Regions from separate parts of the Homo sapiens genome. Here all the other regions are linked to region 3. A link is a contact called in ENCODE Hi-C or POLR2A ChIA-PET data. All regions are on one chromosome and are shown on one strand. The core of a region is the stretch at or near the end of the contact, and the rest is flanking DNA. Distances in the headings are between cores, read along the strand shown.

Evidence for each region. Hi-C counts contacts between places; a loop is a spot of excess contacts on that map. ChIA-PET counts read pairs that join two places held with the same protein, here RNA polymerase II (POLR2A). Pooled maps may share reads with other maps.
Region 1: a loop to region 3 is called in a pooled map, with 3 times the contacts of the local background. The contact joins the promoter of JUNB here to the promoter of GADD45GIP1 in region 3. A Hi-C loop is called at or near these places in 3 of 168 maps with a recorded cell type or tissue (CD4-positive, alpha-beta memory T cell, CD8-positive, alpha-beta T cell and ascending aorta), 2 of 37 single-sample maps with no recorded cell type and 11 of 50 pooled maps. POLR2A ChIA-PET finds 5 or more read pairs at or near these places in 14 of 52 experiments (AG04449, GM10248, H1 and 10 more).
Region 2: a pooled map shows a loop between it and region 3 (4-fold over the local background). The contact joins the enhancer-like site here to the promoter of GADD45GIP1 in region 3. A Hi-C loop is called at or near these places in 4 of 50 pooled maps. POLR2A ChIA-PET finds 5 or more read pairs at or near these places in 4 of 52 experiments (CD4-positive, alpha-beta T cell, Caco-2, OCI-LY7 and 1 more).

The regions. Positions count from the first base shown.
Region 1 is chr19:12,789,471-12,793,529 of GRCh38, forward strand. JUNB (JunB proto-oncogene, AP-1 transcription factor subunit) reads left to right here and starts at 2,016. Exons shown (of 1, transcript NM_002229.3): 1 at 2,016-3,845. The coding sequence starts at 2,302. The coding sequence ends at 3,345. It also overlaps a transcript of HOOK2 not described here. RefSeq lists silencers at 125-894, 1,755-2,334, 2,705-2,814, cis regulatory regions at 361-881, 1,721-2,275 and enhancers at 579-1,078, 1,379-1,990, 3,865-3,984, 3,879-4,059, 4,005-4,059.
Region 2 is chr19:13,205,845-13,209,545 of GRCh38, forward strand. CACNA1A (calcium voltage-gated channel subunit alpha1 A) reads right to left here. Exons shown (of 47, transcript NM_001127222.2): 45 at 3,468-3,654; 46 at 2,912-3,165; 47 at 598-2,209. The coding sequence ends at 1,469. Among named protein-coding and RNA genes, the nearest start is that of IER2, 57 kb to the left of the region's middle. RefSeq lists enhancers at 2,396-2,665, 2,972-3,701 and silencers at 2,666-2,715, 2,796-2,985. Within about 2 kb of position 2,452, at least 24 of the 41 ENCODE cell types and tissues checked have a DNase peak (open chromatin) inside an H3K27ac peak, as active enhancers do; they include OCI-LY7, where a contact is called at or near this core.
Region 3 is chr19:12,954,645-12,958,607 of GRCh38, forward strand. GADD45GIP1 (GADD45G interacting protein 1) reads right to left here and starts at 2,579. Exons shown (of 2, transcript NM_052850.4): 1 at 2,219-2,579. The coding sequence starts at 2,568. RefSeq lists enhancers at 1,906-1,955, 2,055-2,927 and a silencer at 2,356-2,525.

The DNA.
Region 1 (4,059 bases), core at 766-3,265, 170 kb before region 3:
TGATAGTAGGATGGGACCTGCAGACTAAAACGAGAGTGGGGCCCCTGACTCACATGAGTGAGTGGGGGGTGTTGGGGACGGAGCTCCAGATCTCCTGGCAGAAGGGAAGGGCACCCCACCCGAGGGAGGAGGCAGCCGCCGTTCCAGCCCGCCCAGGCGCCGGGGGCGCCTCGAGGCATCGGCCCGCCCTCTCCGCGCCCCGTCGGGCCGGGGGCGAAGTCCGACCCAGGCCCGCGGGCAGGCGGGGACCTGCCGGGCTGGGTTGGGCCAGGCCGGGCCTGGCAGGACGCAGCCCCAAAGCGGCGGGGTGGGGCGGGGCCGGGCCAGGCGGCCGTGGGGGCCCCGGGGGCGGCGGTCGGGGCTGGTCGGGACTAGCAGTCTGGGGGCCCAGGCGCGCCCTGGGACCTGGCAGATAGTCGGGTTCCCCGCTTCTGGCTCGGGGCCCCAGGACAGCGCTGGTCCCACCTCTTCCTGTGCCCTAATATGGGCGGCGGGGAGAGACTTCGGGGGCCGGCCCGCGCTCAGTCCTGCCCGCGGACTCCCGCCTGTTGCCATGGCGACCAGGCCCCGCTCCTCGGCTGCGTCCCCCGCCGTCGGGCCAATGGAACACTCCCCAAGCCGCCTGCCTCCGCGGTCCCCTGCAGGCACCGCGGGCGGAACCATTGCTTGAGGGGAGAGGATGGTGGCTGGAGGCTGCCGCGGCTGGGCGGGCTCCAAGCACCCGGGCCTCCGCGGGGGCTCGCACGCCCAGGTTCCTCTTCCGAGGCGCAGGATGCGGCGGGACCCAGGGCGGGGCGCACGGTCCCGTAGGATCCGAGTGACGGAGACAGGGCCGGGCTCCTTCCCCCGGGGCTGTTGCCACACTTCCTGCCTCTGCGCTCTTTCCCCAGCCTGTTTCTAAGGAAGGGAGTGGGGTTGGGCGACCGCGCCCCAGCCGTCGGGCTGGGTCCAGGCTCTAGGAGCCGACACGGTGTTGGGCAAAGCCCAGGGTCAATAGGGGAGGGTTTTAGGATGGGGGACAGAGAATACAGATGACTAAGAGGTTACCATCGAGGGGGAGCAGCAGTCGTGGAAGATCCAGCAGTCCTGGTGCGCGGGACCCTCAAGGCCCCCTCCTCACATGTCAACTGAGTACCCTCTTATTGTCTTCTCTGCTCCGAAGATGTGTCCGGCCCCTTCTAACTCTCTCCTTCATCCGGGCTAGCAGATGACCCCAGTGGTCCCCAATTTCTGGCAGACATGTCTCCATCTTCTACCTGGCATATTTTACCTGCCTCAGTGTACCCCAGGCCGCTTACTAGCTTTCTGCATATCTAGACTTCCCCTAATGCCTCCTTCCCGCTTACGGGAGAGCCTCAGACTCTGGACTCAGCTCCCATGAGCTCCTGGACCCCTACTCATTTCTTGCAATTTAATGGGTCATGCAGCTCCACCCACTCACCCCTTTTGATCTCTCCCCTCCTCCGTCCTGTGAAAATTCCAGTCCCGCATCCTTCTGAGCCCGGGACCCCCAGTCAATTCCTGGGTCAGGTGTCTCCTTAACCCTCCCGATTTACAGTGCTTAACCCTCATTTCTGCTTTTTGGGGTCTCCCAATGGATTGTCAGTCCTCCTACCCCTCTCGTATTCTGGGTACCTCAGGGGTTTCTTCGCACATACTGGGACCCTCACCCCACTTGCTGCGTACCAGGTCCTGGTATTTGTCCCAGTGGACTCCAGGGAAATCATCCTCCTCCCTGAAACCCCTCACTCATGTGCCTGGGCCCCCCAGCACCTCCTTCCATGCGTACCCCGAGGTCCTTTGAGCCCCTCCCCCTGCAGCCCCGCCGAGCCACCCGGCCCGTGGCCGCTGTTTACAAGGACACGCGCTTCCTGACAGTGACGCGAGCCGCCTCCTCCCCTTCCCCACGCTCGAGGAGGGGGGCGCGGGGGCCCGGCTCCGGCGACGGCCAATCGGAGCGCACTTCCGTGGCTGACTAGCGCGGTATAAAGGCGTGTGGCTCAGGCTGAGCGGCTGGGACCTTGAGAGCGGCCAGGCCAGCCTCGGAGCCAGCAGGGAGCTGGGAGCTGGGGGAAACGACGCCAGGAAAGCTATCGCGCCAGAGAGGGCGACGGGGGCTCGGGAAGCCTGACAGGGCTTTTGCGCACAGCTGCCGGCTGGCTGCTACCCGCCCGCGCCAGCCCCCGAGAACGCGCGACCAGGCACCCAGTCCGGTCACCGCAGCGGAGAGCTCGCCGCTCGCTGCAGCGAGGCCCGGAGCGGCCCCGCAGGGACCCTCCCCAGACCGCCTGGGCCGCCCGGATGTGCACTAAAATGGAACAGCCCTTCTACCACGACGACTCATACACAGCTACGGGATACGGCCGGGCCCCTGGTGGCCTCTCTCTACACGACTACAAACTCCTGAAACCGAGCCTGGCGGTCAACCTGGCCGACCCCTACCGGAGTCTCAAAGCGCCTGGGGCTCGCGGACCCGGCCCAGAGGGCGGCGGTGGCGGCAGCTACTTTTCTGGTCAGGGCTCGGACACCGGCGCGTCTCTCAAGCTCGCCTCTTCGGAGCTGGAACGCCTGATTGTCCCCAACAGCAACGGCGTGATCACGACGACGCCTACACCCCCGGGACAGTACTTTTACCCCCGCGGGGGTGGCAGCGGTGGAGGTGCAGGGGGCGCAGGGGGCGGCGTCACCGAGGAGCAGGAGGGCTTCGCCGACGGCTTTGTCAAAGCCCTGGACGATCTGCACAAGATGAACCACGTGACACCCCCCAACGTGTCCCTGGGCGCTACCGGGGGGCCCCCGGCTGGGCCCGGGGGCGTCTACGCCGGCCCGGAGCCACCTCCCGTTTACACCAACCTCAGCAGCTACTCCCCAGCCTCTGCGTCCTCGGGAGGCGCCGGGGCTGCCGTCGGGACCGGGAGCTCGTACCCGACGACCACCATCAGCTACCTCCCACACGCGCCGCCCTTCGCCGGTGGCCACCCGGCGCAGCTGGGCTTGGGCCGCGGCGCCTCCACCTTCAAGGAGGAACCGCAGACCGTGCCGGAGGCGCGCAGCCGGGACGCCACGCCGCCGGTGTCCCCCATCAACATGGAAGACCAAGAGCGCATCAAAGTGGAGCGCAAGCGGCTGCGGAACCGGCTGGCGGCCACCAAGTGCCGGAAGCGGAAGCTGGAGCGCATCGCGCGCCTGGAGGACAAGGTGAAGACGCTCAAGGCCGAGAACGCGGGGCTGTCGAGTACCGCCGGCCTCCTCCGGGAGCAGGTGGCCCAGCTCAAACAGAAGGTCATGACCCACGTCAGCAACGGCTGTCAGCTGCTGCTTGGGGTCAAGGGACACGCCTTCTGAACGTCCCCTGCCCCTTTACGGACACCCCCTCGCTTGGACGGCTGGGCACACGCCTCCCACTGGGGTCCAGGGAGCAGGCGGTGGGCACCCACCCTGGGACCTAGGGGCGCCGCAAACCACACTGGACTCCGGCCCTCCTACCCTGCGCCCAGTCCTTCCACCTCGACGTTTACAAGCCCCCCCTTCCACTTTTTTTTGTATGTTTTTTTTCTGCTGGAAACAGACTCGATTCATATTGAATATAATATATTTGTGTATTTAACAGGGAGGGGAAGAGGGGGCGATCGCGGCGGAGCTGGCCCCGCCGCCTGGTACTCAAGCCCGCGGGGACATTGGGAAGGGGACCCCCGCCCCCTGCCCTCCCCTCTCTGCACCGTACTGTGGAAAAGAAACACGCACTTAGTCTCTAAAGAGTTTATTTTAAGACGTGTTTGTGTTTGTGTGTGTTTGTTCTTTTTATTGAATCTATTTAAGTAAAAAAAAAATTGGTTCTTTATTAATTTCTGTTGTCTTTTTTTCCAAGCTGGGAGGGCGGGGGGAAAAAAAAAAGCACTGGTTTGCCCCCAGCTCAGTGCTGTTGGTGGCTCGGTCCTGTATGTGTCCCCCTCGTCGGTTCGGCGCAGGCATCTTGTGGTCCCAGCCCAGGAGTCCCACCCTTCCCGCGTCCCCAGATCTCCAGGGTTGGATGGTTGGGGCGCGGGACGCGGTCCAGGG
Region 2 (3,701 bases), core at 1,202-3,701, 250 kb after region 3:
GCTGGGATTACAGGCACCCACCACCACGCGTGGCTAATTTTTGTATTTGTAGTAAAGACGGCGTTTCACTATGTTGGCCAGGCTGGTTGTGAACTCCTGACCTCATGTGATCCACCCACCTCGGCCTCCCAAAGTGCTGGGATTATAGGCGTGAGCCACCGCGCCCTGCCTTTTTTTTTTTTATTTTGAGACAAGAGTCTCATTCCGTCACTCAGGCTGGAGTGCAGTGGTGGGATCTTGGCTCACTGCTAACCTCCGCCTCTCAGGCTCAGGTGATTCTCATGCCTCAGCCTCCGGAGTAGCTGGGATTACAGTTTGTGCAACCACGCATGGCTAATTTTTTTTGTATTTTTAGTAGAGATGAGGTTTTGCCATGTTGGTCGGGCTGGTCTCGAACTCCTGACCTCAAGTGATCCATCTGCCTTAGCCTCCCAAAGTGCTGGGATTACAGGCGTGCATGATGCCCGGCCTCCTTGTCGCTTTCAAACAGTGCTTCTAGGAGCTAACAAAGAAGTGCCTCTTTGTATGATTCCCCAAGAGAGACCCACCCAGGCAGCACCTAGCCAAGGGACAAAGACCACTCCTATCCAAAAGCCCTTTGATTCAACTTTTTTTTATTTTTTTTTTCTTTTTGAATGTCATGCAATAATTCACAGTCCCAAGCCCACGGTTTTCAAACAAGGTAGGAAAAAAGGAAAAAAGAAGCAAAGGAATCGGTGGTGATGGTGGGTTTTTCTTCTTCTTTTGTTGTTTCAAGCAGGACCAAATGTCAGAAAAAAATGCCTCTTTTCTCAATCATTAATTTTTTTGTCCTTTTTAAAATTGTTTATTGTTATTATTATTTTTTTAAATTGATTTCTGCAGGCAGTAATAGTAGGGTTTGGTATAACCGGCAAGCACTCTTGTGTGTGTCTGAGAACGTGTGTGGGTGTGAGTGTGTCTGGTGGTGGGTGTAGGGCACTGGGATTCTGGTTCCTTCTGGCTTCTTTGCCGCACTCGGCCACCAGCTGTCTTCATCAGGGAAAGGAAAGATTCAATTGAGATGATAAAACTCATCAATAGAAGCTATTTTTTTCTCCCCGTTTTTTCTTTTAAAAATGTTTTTTTTTTTTTTTTTTTTTTTTTTTTTCATGTTCCCCAAAGTTCTCCAAAAATGGCTGAGTTAATTCAAATCCCTTGGCTGTGTGGTTTGTCTGCTCCCTGCCTCCCACCCGAGAGCCCCTGTCGTGGGTGGGGGGATCGGGGCTGGTTGGGGGGCGCCGTGGCTGCCCAGGAGGGTCTCTTTTGGCCGAGGGTCTCTGCGGGACACCCTTGTGGCCCAGCCCTGGCCTCTCCAGAGTCTGGGGTCTCCCGGCTGGCCCTCTCCCGGGCCCTCTGTGCTGGGCCCCCGCGGCCTCTGCGCGGCTCCTCGGGTGGGGTGTGTGCGTGGGGTGCGTGGGGGGCCGGGCGGGCGCCACCTCGCCCGGGCTTAGCACCAATCATCGTCACTCTCGCTGTAGGGTTCGTGCAGGCCCTTCCTGGAGCCCGGCCCGCGGGGCCTGGCCAGTCCGTGCGCCGGGTAGTAGCCGTTGGGGAGTCGCCGGCCGTGCCGAGAAGGCGAGGCGCAGGCCGGGCCCGAGGCCCGGGGAGTCCTGGGCGAGCGCCCGGTGGCGCCCGAGGACGCGTGTCGTACGGGGGGTGGCGCGTCGTAGGCCCCGGCCATGGCCTCCTCGCCGCCCCCGCTGCCCGGGCCATCGGCCTCGTCGTAGTCGGAGCCCCGGTAGTAGCCATGGTGCCGGGGACCCGGGGGCCCCTCGGACACGTGCGGGCCAGATGCCGGCCACCGGGCCCCGCCGTGTCGACAGGCCCTGGGGGACTCGCTCCGGGCCGGGCCTGGGACCCGCCTCTCCATCCTGGGCGAGCGGCCGCTGCTGTGGCCCCCCGTGGGCGGCCGATCTCCGGCCAGAGGCTCGGCCGTGGGGCCTGGGTACCTCCGAGGGCCGCTGGTGGCCGCCCGGCCCGGCCTGGCCACCGCCTGCTGCTGCTGCTGCTGCTGCTGCTGCTGCTGCTGCTGCGGGGGCCCCGAGCCGCCGGCCTTACGGATCACAGGGGAATAGGACACGTGTGGCCGGGGGGTGGAGGGGGTCTGGGGGAGCTGGCGGCGGCCCCGCCGCGGAGTGCTGGTACCAGATGTTGAGGGGGCTGGGCTTCCACTTACGGAACTACTGCCCTACACGAAAATTGAAACAAAGGAAATCAAAAAAAAAGATACAACAAAATCAAAGGAGACACGGGATTGGGAGGAAGAGAGGGGAGCGAAGGGAGAGGGGCCGGGAGGAGAGGGAGGAGGGGGAGGGGGAGGAGGAGGAGGAGGAGGAGAGGGGGGACACAGGACATTGAATGGAAAAAAGCAACAGCCACAGGGAGGAGGGAGGGGAGGAGGGGGAGTGAGACAGGGAGGGGAGGAGTCGAAAACCAACACAACAAAGTGAAAAGAGAAATGAGAAATGGAGTTTTGTAAGTTTCGGGGTTAAAAATAGCAGAAGTTTCAAAAATTACTCACAGGCGTCCAGAGGACAGAAATCATAATTGAAACAAAAACAGAAGCCGGGTTAAAGGAAAGTGAAAGGTCGGGCGGCACGGCCCAGAACTCAAATATGATCCACAACCGAGGAGCAAGCAGCTGCGGGCGGCGGGGAGGGGGCGGCGGGTGGGCAAGGGGGCTGGGGGGACAGCATAGGCAGCTGGTGTGGTGGGGATCCGTGTCCGCTCCGGCCGCCGGGCACCCCGGTGGCTTGGGGGCAGGATGGGAGGTGGTCACAGCCGGGATCCGGGGACCTTTGCCTAGAGTGGCTGTTGGATGGGGTATCCCCTTCTCTCCTCCCCGCCTCCCGGCCGAGCCCAGCCTGGGGTCACTTGCAGCCGCACCCACCTGCCGGTGCGCCATGTGCTCTCGGCCCTCGCTGGGCGAGCGGGACCAGCGCTGGTCCCGAGCCCGTGCCCGGCCGTGGTCCGGCCGTTCCTGGGCATAGCGGTCCTTGTCGGGGGGCGGGGGATGGTGGTGGTGGTGGTGGTGGTGGTGGTGCTGTCGATGCTTCCGATCCTTGGGCCGGCCCCGCTCCTGGTCCCGCTCCTTCGACGGCAGGTCCCCGGATTGGGTGGTCATGCTCAGGTCTGTCCCCAAGCCTGGGCCGGGTGAGGGTCAGACAGACACACAGGTGGTCGTGAGGGAGAGGTGGGGCAGATGCACACACAGGAGGCCACCTGGAAGGTGTGGGGGCCCTAGAGATCCCCTGAACCGAGGCAGGTCAGTGGGTTGGGGGGAGGGGGTAGTACCCAGGTTCCTGCAGCTGCTGCCTGGCCCCCTCTGTCCCCTCTCCATGGAGGCCTCTCCCTTTCTTCTTCCTTAGTGTCTCCTCCGCCCTGCCTTCTCCTCCCCTCTCCTCTCCTCTGTTCTGCTTGTCCCTGAGCACCACAGGGCTGCCCACCTGTGTCCACATCGGTGTAGCGGCCCAGGGAGCGCTCAGAGGCGCGGTGGCTGCGGTCGCGGCGCCGCTGGTGGTGCCGCTGGTTCTCCTCGGGCGGGACCCGCTCCAGCGAGTAATCGTCCAGGCGTCGGGCCTTGGGGCCCAGCACGGAGGCTGAACGCTTCATGGGGCTGGTGTCTGAGATGGTCTGGGGGAGGGGACAGGCCGGTGGGCTGGGGTCAGCAGCTAGCACCA
Region 3 (3,963 bases), core at 1,329-3,828:
TTAACTGTCAGGAAAAGCCCTTGACAAGTGAAGAAACAGGAAGAGATGATGAGAAAGTTACCTGTGCATGAATTTGATCACAAGGGCATGTCAAGCCCCAGTAAACCCCAGGTGCCAAAGCCAAATCAGCATTTCACTGAGCTGCCTACTGAGCAAGCCAAGTGCCACTCCCATGGATAATTTCACACCTTTATTTCATAGACATTGCTGAGCACTTCCTGTACAGAGGCCAGGCCCAATTCTAGGCACAGGAGTGAAAGCAAGAAAGACATTTCCCACCAATCCTTGAGTTTGTAGCTACCAGTCACAGCCCCATTTTTTTCTTTTAAGTTCAGGGGTACAAGTGCAGGTTTGTTACGTAGGTAAACTTGTGTCATGGGGTTTTTTTGTACAGATTTATTTCATCACTCAGGTATTAAACCTAGTACCTAGAGGTCATTTTTCCTGATCCTCTCCCTCCACCCTCCAAAAAGCCCTAGTGTGTGTTGCTCCCCTGTGTGTCCATGTGTTCTCATCATTTAGCTCCCACTTACAAGTGAGAACACGTTGTATTTGGTTTTCTGTTCCTGTGTTAGTTTGCTAGGGATGATAGCCTCCAGCTCCCGTCGTGTCCCTGCAAAGGACATGATCTCGTTCTTTTTTATGACAGCCTCATTTAAGGATTAGAAAAGTAAAAGAATTAAGCCCTATAATGGTCATCTGGCTGAGGAGGGGCAGAAACAGGAGTCCCTGCTCCATGATTCCCTGCCTGGGTGATCAGACGCATGACTTCACTTCACCAAGCCTCAGTTTCCTCATCTCTAAAATTAGGGCAATCCCTTCTTCCTCTTAAGGCTATTAGGAAAACAAGAAGATTAAACACCAGGAACACACTTGACCTACCCCCTTCACGCTCCAGGATGTGGCATTATCTATAAGAGATGCCCCTGGTCTGGCCCGACGCGGTGGCTCACGCCTGTAATCCTAGCACTTTGGGAGGCCGAGGCAGATGGATCACCTGAGGTCAGGAGTTTGAGACCAGCCTGGCCAATATGGCGAAACCCCATCTCTACTAAAAATACAAAAAATGAGCCGGGTGTGGTGGTGGGCGCTTGTAATCCCAGCTACTCGGGAGGCTGAAGCAGGAGAATCTCTTGATCCTGGGAGGCAGAGGTTGCAGTGAGCTGAGATTGCACTCCAGCCTGGGCAACAAGAGCAAAACTCTGCCTCAAAACAACAACAACAACAACAACAAAAAGATGCCCCTGGTCCTTCAGACCTGCCTCTGTATCTGACCTCTGCCCTCTTGGTTCCAGGACCCATCACCTTCCTGCCCTCACCTTTTCCCCAGCCACACTGGCTTCCTGGCTGTTCTTTAAGGCATATCGTATCTCAGGGCATTTGCCCCAGCTGTTCCCTTTACCAGAAACTTTCTACCCAAGAGATCGCCCCATAGCTAAGTCTGGTTATTCAGGTCTTTGCTTAAACATCACCTCCTCAGAGAGGCCTGAGGCTTCCCAAACCAAAGCTGCCCTCAGGCACACACTCTTCACTCTTTTACCTTCCTACTAGTCGGCTGTCACCATTGGTATTATCTTGCCTGTCAGCTGTCGCCATCTGATATTAAGGGCCCTTTTGGGGCCTGCCTCGGCCTCCCAAATAACTGGGATTACAGGCACGAGCCACCGCCCCCGGCCTGGGACAGGGTCTTGCACACGGTATGCGCTCAGTAAAGACTTGGTGGTGATGGCCGGACGTGATGGCTCACACCTGTAATCCCGGCACTTTGGGAGGCTGAGGCAGGTGGATCACTTGAAGTAAGGAGTTTGAGACCAGCCTGGCCAACATGGTGGAACCCCGTCTCTACTAAAACTACAAAAATTTGCCGGGCGTGGTGGTGCACGCCTGTAATCCCAGCTACACCGGAGGCTAAGGCGGGAGAATCGCTTGAACCGGGGAGGCGGAGGTTGCAGTGAGCCAAGATCTTGCGACTGCACTCCAGCCTGGGCAACAGAGCGAGACTCTTGTCTCCAAAAAACAAACAAACAAACAAACAAAACTTGCTGATGAATGACTAAATGGACGTTATTCTGAGTTTGTTTTGCGGCCAGGTGAGCGTATACATAAATCTACAACATGCAGATGCTGCGACGTGACCCCGAAGGGGTAGGCACGGTTTGGGGCCCAGTTCGCCCACGGGGCACAGAGGGCAGCCCCGCGTCTGCCTGCACGCACGCACCTCTCCCGACGCTTCTGCTCTTCGGCCAGCTGCTTCACCCGCAGCGACTCCTGCATGGTCGCCAGGCTCGGGTACCATTCGCGTTCTTCGGCCTCCAGCTCCCGCAGCTGCTCCGGCGACGGCCATAACGAACCGGGGACCACCCCGGAGGCGGCGCCGTAACGCGCGAACTGCTTAGCCGCGTAGCGCGGTCCCAGCTGCCACCGCGGGGTCAGGAGGTCCTCGGGGTCTGGCCACCGGGGTCCCGGCCTGCGGCGCGGGGGCGGCCGCGCCCGGTAGCCACGGGAACCCGGGGCCAGGGTCGCCGCCACACCTAGTAGGCTGCGTGCCTGTCGCACGGACGCCGCCATCTTGGCTGTGCGGGGTCCTCACAGGCCCGCCGGGCTGTCCATGCCCGGTGCCTGAGCGCGAGGCCCGGTGTGGGCCAGGGCAGGGCGAGGGGTGTCCCTGCTGCCTCAGTTCGGGGGAGGGCGGCGAAGGGGATAGTATGGGTTTTATACGTTTCCAAGTATAACTTTAAATTTTAGTTAAGCAGTTACTGATTAAAGTCATTTTTAATTTTCACTTTTTTTCTTCTCCTTTCTGCACACTGACACTTAAAAATACATATTTTTGTCGGGCGCGGTGGCTCACGCCTGTAATCTCAGCACTTTGGGAGGCCGAGGCGGGCGGATCACCTGAGGTCGCGAGTTCGAGACCAGTCTTTTTTTTTTTTTTTTTTCGAGACAGAGTCTCGCTCTGTCGCCCAGGCTGGAGGGTAACGGCGTGATCTCGGGTCACTGTAACCTCCGCCTTCCGGGAGGAGAGGAGAAACCCCGTCTCTACTAAAAATACAAAATTAGCCGGGCATGGTGGCGCATGCCTGTAGTCCCAGCTCCGCGGGAGGCTGAGGCAGGAGAATCGCTTGAACCCGGGAGGCGGAGGTTGGGGTGGGCCGAGATCGTGCCATTGCATTCCAGCCTGGGTAACAAGAGCGAAACTCCGTCTAAAAAATTAATAAATAAAAATAAATACATACATGCATACACACACACACACATATACATATATATATACGCTCACCTGGCTACAAATATATATTTGTGTATTTTTTTCTAAGTGTTCAGTGTTCTTTGGGTAAAAATTGTATTTTTGTTTTTTGCATATCAGAAACCATACTGTTTTATTCATCCATGTGTCTTCTGTGCACACAGTAGCCCTCCAATGAATAATCTGAAATCATGTTGAATGAACACATTGAAAAATCAAAAATAAGAGGCTGTGGCAGGGCCACTGATATGGTTTGGCTCTGTGTCCCCAACCAAATCTCATCCTGAATTATAATCCCCATGTGTCCAGGGAGGGACCTGTAATCCCCACATGTCGGGGAAGGGAGGTGGTTGGATCACGGGGGTGGTTTCCCCCATGCTATTCTTTTTTTTTTTTTTTTGCCTTCAAAAAGTTTATTTTATTTTATTTTATTATTATTATACTTTAAGTTTTAGGGTACTTGTGCACAACGTGCAGGTTTGTTACATATGTATACATGTGCCATGTTGGTGTGCTGCACCCATTAACTCGTCATTTAGCATTAGGTATATCTCCTAATGCTATCCCTCCCCCCTCCCCCCACCCCACAACAGTCCCCGGTGTGTGATGTTCCCTTTCCTGTGTCCATGTGGTCTCATTGTTCACTTCCCACCTATGAGTGAGAACATGCGGTGTTTGGTTTTTTGTCCTTGCGATAGTTTGCTGAGAATGATGGT